Linked DNA regions of Homo sapiens: region 1 is linked to region 2. The links are chromatin loops, found by intact Hi-C in ENCODE. Cell type or tissue: GM12878. All regions are shown on one strand.

Region 1 (5,000 bases), 120 kb after region 2:
AGAGAGGGGGTCTTGCTTTGTCACTCAGGTTGAAGTGCAGTGGTACAATCTCACTGCAGTCTGAACCTCCTGGCTCAAGCAATCCTCCCGTTTCAGTCCCCTAAGCAGCTGGTACTACAGGTATGCACCACCATGCCCGGCTGTTTTTGTATTTTCGGGGGAGGCAGGGTTTTTCCATGTTTCCCAGGCTTGTCTCAAACTCCTGAGCTCAGAGAATCTACCTGCCATGGCCTCCCAAAGTGCTTGGATTACAGGTGTAAGCCACTGTACCTGGCCTGCTTTTCAGTTTTTCAGTAAGTAAATTGTGAGGCATATATGTTGATTCTTCTGGCTTTGGAAAATCCTTCCCTATACCCTATTTATGTAGACTGAATGAAATTGATAAGATACAGTATTTTCTTCCTAGACTGTTCAACACTGGCGTGAAATGGTTCTTGTGTAGGACTCCTTGCCCTCTTCCAGGTAGCTCTCTTTATTCAGTACATGTTTTACATGCATTCTCTGTGTTTCAAACCTGAGAGATGTCAGAGGAATATAAGAGATGGTCCCTATTTTCCAGGGCTTCACCTCTGGGTTAATTACTTTGGGACAGTTTAAAGTAAATAAACTGTAAAAAAATACTCTTGGAAAAGTTGGTGAATGATACGTGCTTAATTTTTCACTAATCTCCCTCGTGGTTTTTATAATGCCATGTGTTTTTCTTGGGAGGGTTTCCTTACAGCTGTATTTGTGATCTTGGGCTAGAATTTATGAGCTGCCACCATGAAGGTCTGCCTCTGGCTTTGGCATCAGAGATGGCGAGTTGTGTGGTTTGTTTTCTTATTGTTAATGTGAGAATTTTTCCTAATCAAAATAAATGCCTATGTGTTTTTCCTGACTTTCTTGTTGGATTGACTAAGGAAGTTGTGTGAATTATAAAAATTTCTTCCTGAAATGAAGGACAAAATTTCCAAAGCAGGATGCATTGAGATTGTCTGAAGAAATGTATGTCTTCTGGTTTTAGTATTTAGACTTGAAGTTTTTTTTTTTTTTTTTTTTTTTTTAACCGTAATAACTAGGAAAAGTAGAAAAGTTAAAAGAAACAAAAAACATCACGGTGGGAAATAGAAGGAGAAAACCAGACATTTATGAAAACCATTCTGGATCTCACAGATGCTATTAAGATTAGTAAACGTTGGCCGAGCATGGTGGCTCACGCCTGTAATTCCAGCACTTTGAGAGGCAGAGGCAGGCAGATCACCTGAGGTCAGAAGTTTGAGACCAGCCTGGCCAACATGGTAAAACTCCCCATCTCTACTAAAAAATACAAAAATTAGCCAGGCTTGGTGGTGTGTGCCTATAATCCCAGCTACTTGGGAGGCCTAGGCAGGAGAATTGCTTGAACCCAGGAGGCAGTGAGCCGAGATCACACCACTGCACTGTAGCCTGTGCAACAGAGCGAGACTCTGTCTTTAAAAAAAAAAAAAAAAAAAAAGGCCGGGCATGGTAGGTCATGCCTGTAATCCCAGCATTTTGGGAGGCTGAGGCAGGCAGATCACCTGAGGGCAGGAGTTTGAGACCAGCCTGACCATTATGGAGAAACCCCGTCTCTACTAAAAATACAAAATTAGTGGGCATGGTGGCACATGCCTGTAATCCCAGCTGCTTGGGAGGCTGAGGCAGGAGAATCTCTTGAACCTGGGAGGCAGAGGTTGCAGTGAGCCGAGATCACGCCATTGCACTCCAGCCTGGGCAACAAGAGTGAAACTCTGTCTCAAAAAAAGAAAAAAGAAAAAAAAATTAGTAAATGTTGACTAGTCTCAGGGATATTTGAGCTGCACTCAGTAGGCTACTTTGCATTTGTAAAATTCTCACACATCAAATTGCATCATCTTTGGCTTTTTGATTTCATGCACGCAGTCTGTGAAAGGCTAAGCCAGGTATGTGGTTACATATAAACTTACTACCAACTAGCGCTGTCCTTTTTCTACTCCTTAAGAGGTTTATTGGGGCAATAAACTGTTGGCATTATTACTCACCTAGCATAAGCTGATCCTTTCTTTGACTGTTTTTAAGGAAGATGTTGTTTTATCTGCTAAAACAGGTAGCACGAGATTGACTTCACCAAAGCCTCTTCTAAGACTTTAGAAATGGCTTAAGCTTCGCTGCTTTCTTAGCACTTTTACTGTATAGGCCCTGGTATGTGGTATTGATACATACAGTAAGTATAAATGTGAGAAGAGAAACCACATTTTCATGCTCTTAAGTGATCCATGCTGTTTTCACTTCTCAGGGTGATTTTTGGTTGTAGCCAACTCAGAAACTCTCAATTTAATTTGAGATTGTGTGAATTGCTTTCCTAGTCTGTACACCAGAAAGAATGCTTCTCTCCTTACACATTTCGACACTTCTTAGTGAAGATCATTTACTTATAGAGTGTATGCATTATATTAGCATATGGCCTGGGTAACTTCAGACTTGTTAACATAGCGTGGGAAAGGTTACTGAAAGCATGAGGAGGCAGTATATTATCTCTCAGTTGATTTTGTACACCATTTTGAATATTTTCTGTACATTCCCTTTCCTCTAGTGTTGGTTTCTTATACTTATAGTAAAGGGAAACTGATGTTGATATTGTTCAAAAAAGAAATGAAGTGAATTTTTGTATTTTTAAAGAATAAATTAACATGCTTTAAAGTGCTTAACCAGTTGTTACAATATCAGTTATCACAGATTGGTATGCGTTGGTCCATGTTATGTATTTGCCTGAATCAACCCTAAGACTGGTTGGCTTATTTCTGCCTTTTCTTTTCCAAAAGGTATACTTGACATGAAGTAGACTGTGCCTGTTTGATTTTAAGTTTTGAATATGGTGGGAGGTATAGATTAAAGTTAATTTCTTTTGCATATGGATATTCAATTTTTCTGAAGGCATTTTTGAAAAAGCTGTCCATTCTCCACCTTTGCATTGCCTTTGTACTTTTGTAAACAATCAGTTGTCCATGTATGTGTGAGTTTATTTCTATACTCTCTATTCTGTTCCTTTGATCTATTTGTCTATCTTTATGCCTATACTATACTGTCTTTATTACTGTAGCTTGCTTTGTAGTAAGTTTTGAAGTGAGATAATGTTACATAGTTTTGGCTTTTTAAGATTCTTTTCACTAGCGTATGACTTTTAGAATCAGCTTGTCAGGTTCTATAAAGAATCTGGCCAAGATGTTGGTTGAGATTATATTGATCGTGTGATCAATTTGGGGAGAATTGACAGTTTAAAATATTGAGTTTTCAACTCTCGAACAAGGTCTATCTCTCTATTTAGATCTTACTTATTTCCTTCAGCAATATTTTGTACTTTTCAGTATATAAGCCTTTCATATATTTTGTCAGATTTATTCCTATGTGTTTCATATTTTTGATGCAGTATTAAATGGTGGTGTTTTTTAACTTTAGTTTCCAGTTCACTATCAATATGTAGAAATTCACTGATTTTTGTATATTCACTTGCATTCTGCAACCTTGCTAAACTCACTTATTAGTTCTAGTAGTTTTTTTTGTAGGTCTTACTGGATTTTCTACATGGATGATCATATTTTTAGTGAATAGAAGCAGCTTATTTCTTTCCTCCTAATCTGGGTATCTTCTCTGTCTTTTTCTTGTCTGATTTCTCTGTCAGGAACTTACAGGATCATGTTTAATAGAAGAGACAAGACTGGACACTCCTGCCCTTTTCCTGATTTTAGGGGGAAAGACAGAATCTTTTGCCATTAATTCTGAGCTTAGCTATACGTTTTTCATAGTGCCCTTTATTAGGTTGAGAATGTTCCATTCTAAGTTTGTCAGAATTTTAATCAAGAATGCATGTTATATTTTGTCAAACACCTTTTTTTTGTCTATCAAGATGATCATATGATTTTTCTTTTTTTGTTTATTAATATAGTAATACATTGATTGGTTTTTAAATGTGAAACCAAAATGCTTTCCTTGGTAAACTCTATTTAGTCATGATATATTAACTTCTAAATAGATTGTTGGATTTGATTTGTTAAAAATGTTTTAAAGAATTTTTACACCTGTGTTCATGAATAAAAATTGGTCTGTAGTTTTCTTTTGATCTATTTGTCTGGTTTTATTATCAGAGTGATGCTGGCCTCATAGGAAAGGTAGGGAAATATTCCCTTTTCCTCAGTTTCTTAGAAGAGTTTGTGTAGAATTGTTATTATTTCTTTTGTCTTTTCTTTTCTTTCTTTCTTTCTTTTCTTTTTTTTTTTTCTTTTTTTGAGACAGAGTTTTGCTCTTGTTGCCCAGGCTGAAGTGCAATGGCGCAAACTCAGCTCACTGCAACCTCTGCTTCCTGGGTTCAAGCGATTCTCCTACCTCAGCCTCCTGAGTAGCTGGGATTATAGGCATGCGCCACCACGCCCAGCTAATTTTGTATTTTTAGTAGAGATGAGGTTTCTCCCTGTTGGTCAGGCTGGTCTCAAACTCCTGACCTCAGGTGATCCGTCTGCCTCTGCCTCCCAAAGTGCTGGGATTACAGGCATGAGCCACCAGGCCCGGCCTGTTATTTCTTTCTTAAATGATAGGTAGAATTTGTCAGTGAATCCATCTGGGCCTAGAGTTTTCTTTCTGTGGAAAGGTTTTAAATGAAATATTCATGTTCTTTACTAAATATTGAACTATTTATGTTATCCATTTCTTCTTGAGTCAGCTTTGGTAATTTATGTCTTTTCAAGGAATTTTTTCATTTTATCAAAGTTGTTGAATTTATTGGCATAAAATTCATATAATATTCCTTCATTATCCTTTTATATCTATAGAATCTATGGCAATTCTATATCTGTTGATAGCCTCCTTTCCTCCCCTCTTCTCTCTCTGTCATATCAGTATGACTGGGAGTTTATTAATTTTATTGATCTTCTTGAAGAACAAGCTTTATTTTCATTGATTTTTCTCTGTTGTTTTATATTTCATTGATTTCCTTCTTTCTGCTTACTTTAGTTTTACTTTGCTTATTTTTC
Region 2 (5,000 bases):
AGGTTCTATGAGAAAGAATGATTAAAAATAAACAGAAAGGAGATGGAAGTTGATACGATTAAAAACATTTTATGTGCCTGCTGATGGACCTAAAACTGGGCAAACCTTTCTGCAAATAAAGCTCTACCTTGATGGTCTTATTGATATACCATATATACATATATATGTATGTATATAAATAAGATATACCTATATATAAAATATTTATACCTATATATGGTATATAAATGAATATAAATATAAGATATATAGGTATATATATGTGGTGTATATATACATAAATATGTTTGTGTATGTATAATAAAAGACATTACTCTCCATTGAAGTGTTTACTACATTATGTACTATCTTAAAACAAAACTTCCCACAGGTGTCAGTACAAACATGCATTTGTTCATTTATTCATTCATTCAACAGTTTTGTTGATTGTTTGATATATGTCAGGCACTTTTCTAGGTGCTCAAGACACAACAGTGAACAAAACAGACAACAATCTCTCTGACTCAATGGAACATGCATTTTAGTGGAAGGGAATGTCAATAAAGAAACGTCTAATATCTAGAGTATTAGAAACTGGTAAGTGCTAGGAAGGAGGAAAGGGGGCCAGGAAATGATGTGATGTGTGCTGTTGTGGTGGTGGGGCATGCAATTTTAGATTCAGTGGCCAGGAAAGGAGTCACTGAGAAGGCAACTCTTGAGTAATTACCTAAAAGGGGGTGAGGAAGTAAGCCAGGTGGGTATTTGGGAGAAGTGAGGTAGGACAGTGTGCATAGCTCTTTGGAATGTGCTCCTCATCCCTCATGTTTATTACGTTGGCCAGACCAGCAGGTTGGGCTTTCAGTGGCCTGTTTGATCAGAATCTGCAAATGTTTCCTGTCTTTGGATAGTTTCCCTGACTAAATCTTAGCCTGAAGACGTATGTTAAGGGGAGAGCGTATGTTTCTTCTTGCCAACTTAGTTTTATGGAAAAGGCCCTAAGGAAAAAGCCTGTCTTTTCCTTTTCATGGGTCAGAATTTGTGTTTTGTTATTTTCTAAGCTCTAGTTTGTGGTGGAACCACCTCTCTCAGATCTTGTTTTTCCTTCAGGGCACAGTGTATTTCTCACTTAAGTAGTTTATGCAGTCTTATCACAGTGTCCCCTGCATGGGGACCTGATAACTTACTCTGATTGATAACGGAAGGGCTTTTCTGTCTACTTCTGTCTCCTTGATGGCTTCCTTATCTGTTGTCCTGTAACACTAACTGTGAACTCATTTCATTAGGTAATGAAATGTTATCTTCTGTAATTGCTTATTTGTGCAGCAGTCTTGTCTCTGCAACTGGAGAGGAACTTTAGGTTCTTTCTGAACCTTAGAGTACTGGCTCATAGTGCCTGTGCTATAACCATCATTGATTGCTGTTGGTCAAAGCACCTGACTTTTTGGGGTAAGTAAACCAACATCTTGCTTTTCAGTGTTTTGTTTTTCTGGATTACCCATCTATGCTTTGGGTTTAATGCTCCTTAGGACTTGGCCTTAGTATGCTGCTGGAGAGCCCAAGGGAACAGTATATTAGTAAGGGATGAATTCTTTGTGAATTCTTAAATCTTCCATTGCGAAGATCTTTGTACAGAATACTGGTTCTGTTTATATTGACAGTTCTTCAGAGAATTGTGTGTTGACTGTTCATGGCAGAAACACCATAAGTTAATTGCTGTTTCAAATTTCATTGACACTTTCCCCCTCATTTGGAGGTCATTTCCTCAAAAATGTCGTTGTCCACATGACAGTTTGTGTATGCTTAATAAAAGAGAATGACAAACCCAAGTTCAGCTGTTGTTACTGGACTGGGTGGTTTTTAGCTCCTCCCACAATGGGCAATAATCAGTTTGGGGTCTCAGCAGAATTATAAATACCTGCATTTCATAGTCTTCCTGAAGGAATTGCTTTACTTGGAATACTGTAGTTCAGACTGCTGATGTACCGTGCACTCCTTTCTCTTTGATGATCAGCTCTGAAGTGCACCAATTGGAGAGAACTCTTGAATAAATGCTGTCACTTGTCACATGTGGTCACTTTCTGGGGACTGTGCATGTGCCAGTGGGGGCCATCTAGAAGCCACCGATGCCCACTAATATAACAAAACTCACTGGGTTTGCTTCTCTATAATGATGTTGGATTGCTTTGCTGGAAATCCTTACCATCTTGGTTTCTCTCCTCTGTTTCCTGTAAACACCAAATAAAAGTCCTTGCATACAAATGTTACCATCTTTGGAAAAAAAAAAAGTCCTTGTAGTTGTTAACAGTTACAGAAAATATAACCTGAAGACTTGGAGTCAAAAAACAAATCCCTGCCTTCCCATACAGTCAGTACCAGCTATAAGCTAATTAAACTCAACTGTTCCCACCTGTTCCCGGGGAGGCCTCTAACAGTGGCACATGCTTTTCTCTTTGGGACTTAACATTTTTCAGAACTCTTTAAATTTCATTTTCTAGGCCAGGCATGGTGGCTTTTGCCTGTAATCCCAGCACTTTGGGAGGCCAAGGCAGGAGGATTGCTTGATTCTATGAGTTTCAGACCAGCCTGGGCAACATGACAAGACACTGTCTCTACAAAATAAACAAACAAATTAGCCAGGCGTGGTTCCAGGCACCTGTGGTTCCAGCTACTCAGGAGGCTGAGGTGGGAGGATCATTTGAGCCTGTGTGGTTGCGGCTGCAGTGATCATTGTTTGCACCACAGCACTCTAGCCTGGGTGACAGAGTGAGACTCTTGTCTCAAAGAAAATTTTTTTTCATTTTCCATTGACACCATACTAAACAACGTGTATTTCCAGAATCAACCTTTATTTCCCTAAGAAAATGTAGATTGTGATGTCCCTGGTGAGCAATAAGTTAATATTGGCTGATAGTATTTGAGCAGCAGTGACAGATAGGAGGAAGACAGGAGGGAAGAGATGGGAGTGTTGCTGGGGGAGTGGGTGTGAAACCATAACACACATATATGGTCACGTACACATCTGTAGTTTACTCAAATGGCATTTTCACAAAGCACAGTAGTGTTGCAGGTATCCCCCAGTGGGCACACAGAGCTTTCAGTCCTCACTGTGTGAAACTTCTCATACCTTTGATGTTGAATTTAAGTTCATTAGTGGCTCCTATAGCATGTCAGAGGTTTACCTCACTTGGTTCCTGACTCAACTCTGAAATGCTGAGTTTAGGGTGGATTTGAAGTGTCACCTTCGTCTCTACTTTCTAAGAGTCAGTAAAGAGCTGCCATGATAGTTAATCCTATAGTGCCTCCAATGAAGACTTAAATATACTTACTAGCCCAGACTTTGCTTTATCATTCTCCTGATCTATTAGTTTTATTCCTGTTGACAGCCAAAATGTAGGATCATGAACCCCACAGTTACATGGATGGTGACAGACCTGAGTTGTTGTCGAGAATCGTGCTGAGTTTTGTTATCACATTTCTTGTCTCGATTTGTAGCATCTCTGGATTTTACTTCTTTACCAGAATAGTGGTTATCAAAGTGTGGTCTTCGAAGCAGCAATATCATCATCATCTGGGAACTTGTTTGCAATGCAGATTTCCAAGGCTCTACCATGACTTCCTGAATCAGAAACCTTTGAGGAGGAAGCCAGCAATCTGTGTCTTAACAAGCCCTCCTGTGATTATACCCAACTTTAAGAATCACTACACAGACAGACGTTGCTTTCCTTTTAGTCTCTTGAGCTTGTAACAGTTGATATTTTAACTTTTATATGAGAGAGGACAGTTATATCTTCCTTTAAACTCTTATTTGGTGCAGTTGATTGTCAGATGCAGAGTGCTGATGTGAGGATGGACTGTGAATATGATCCACTGTGGCAGTGTTTATAGTCTCAGCCCAATGCCTTGTTGACTTAAGTAGCAGCCTTGATAACAGGAGATAAATCTGCAAAGATACTGTGAGGTTACATGGCAAGGCTTTTAAAATACACCAACATTACATTTGTGGCAAGTGCTTTGCTCAATGTTGGCATTTTTGAAGTCACCCTTTACCTCTGCCCCCTGCCCAGAAATTTCCTTGTGAGAAATGTTTTTACGTTAGACAAACTGCCATGGGGGAGGATAGTCAGAAAGAGGAGACAAATAATACGCAGAGGCAGACTTTTTTTTACATTTGTTGCTCAGAAGAAAAAAATTCCAATGAAGAATGAAAGAGGCTTCATATCCTGAATAAAGTAAATGATCTGGGTAGGATGGTACAGGAATAGAATGTGACTATAAAAAAGAACCAAATTGTGCAGACAAGAAAATATGAAGGAAAAAAGAATAGGAAAAAGACAGGGAAAATGCAAATTCTTATGGAATATTTTTGCAAATCTGTGTACAGAAGGAACCAAGCAACGCAGATCAGTTCTTCTGAGGCTGGGAGTTCTAAAAATTATGCAGTATCAAGGAAGGCTTTCTTCCTGAGTCAAGTGTAGGAAGCAGAACCAACCTTTATTTCTCTATGAAGATGTATATTGTGATGTCCCCAGTGAGCAATAAGTTAATATTGGATGATAGTATTTAGGCAGCAGTGACAGAAAGTTTTCTTTCTCCTGACTGAATCTCACACCAAGGTCCCTTTTTATTTTTAATTGTTTAGTTTAATTTTTGTTTTTTGTTTTTTGAGACAGGGTCTTACTCTGTTGCCCAGGCTGGAGTGCAGTGGCGCGTTCATAGCTCAACTACATCCTCAAACTCCTAGGCTCACACGATTCCCCCACCTCAGCCTCCTGAGTAGCTGGGACTATAGGCACGTGACACCACACCTGGCTAATTTTGTAACTTTTGATAGAGACACACACGGTCTTGGTCTTGCTATGTTGCCCAGGCTGGTCTCAAGCGGTCTTCCTACCTCCACCTCCCAAAGTGGGATTACAGATGGGAGCCACCATGCCCAGCCAAGGCTTTTTTTTTTTTTTTTTTTTTTTTTTTTTTTAAACCAGCGTCACAACCACAGAAGAAAGACAAGAGGAAGATATGAA

The links. Peaks named below come from ENCODE experiments on the same cell type or tissue, not always from the same donor. Only the 100,000 strongest peaks of a DNase experiment are listed, where the experiment ranks them.
Region 1: it touches region 2 in a loop (8-fold over the local background); 2 of 110 quality-filtered maps call a loop at or near these places.

What each region holds. Positions count from the first base shown.
Region 1 is chr7:69,920,310-69,925,309 of GRCh38, forward strand. The region is part of intron 2 of AUTS2 (activator of transcription and developmental regulator AUTS2); the gene reads left to right. Among named protein-coding and RNA genes, the nearest start is that of AUTS2, 320 kb to the left of the region's middle. In GM12878, no CTCF peak of the experiment used is centred here; DNase peaks (open chromatin) are centred at 1,922 and 2,362; H3K4me3 peaks cover 493 bases; H3K27ac peaks cover 2,981 bases.
Region 2 is chr7:69,801,275-69,806,274 of GRCh38, forward strand. The region is part of intron 1 of AUTS2 (activator of transcription and developmental regulator AUTS2); the gene reads left to right. Among named protein-coding and RNA genes, the nearest start is that of AUTS2, 210 kb to the left of the region's middle. RefSeq lists an enhancer at 2,859-2,908. In GM12878, no CTCF peak of the experiment used is centred here; DNase peaks (open chromatin) are centred at 3,067 and 3,458; H3K4me3 peaks cover 965 bases; H3K27ac peaks cover 2,745 bases.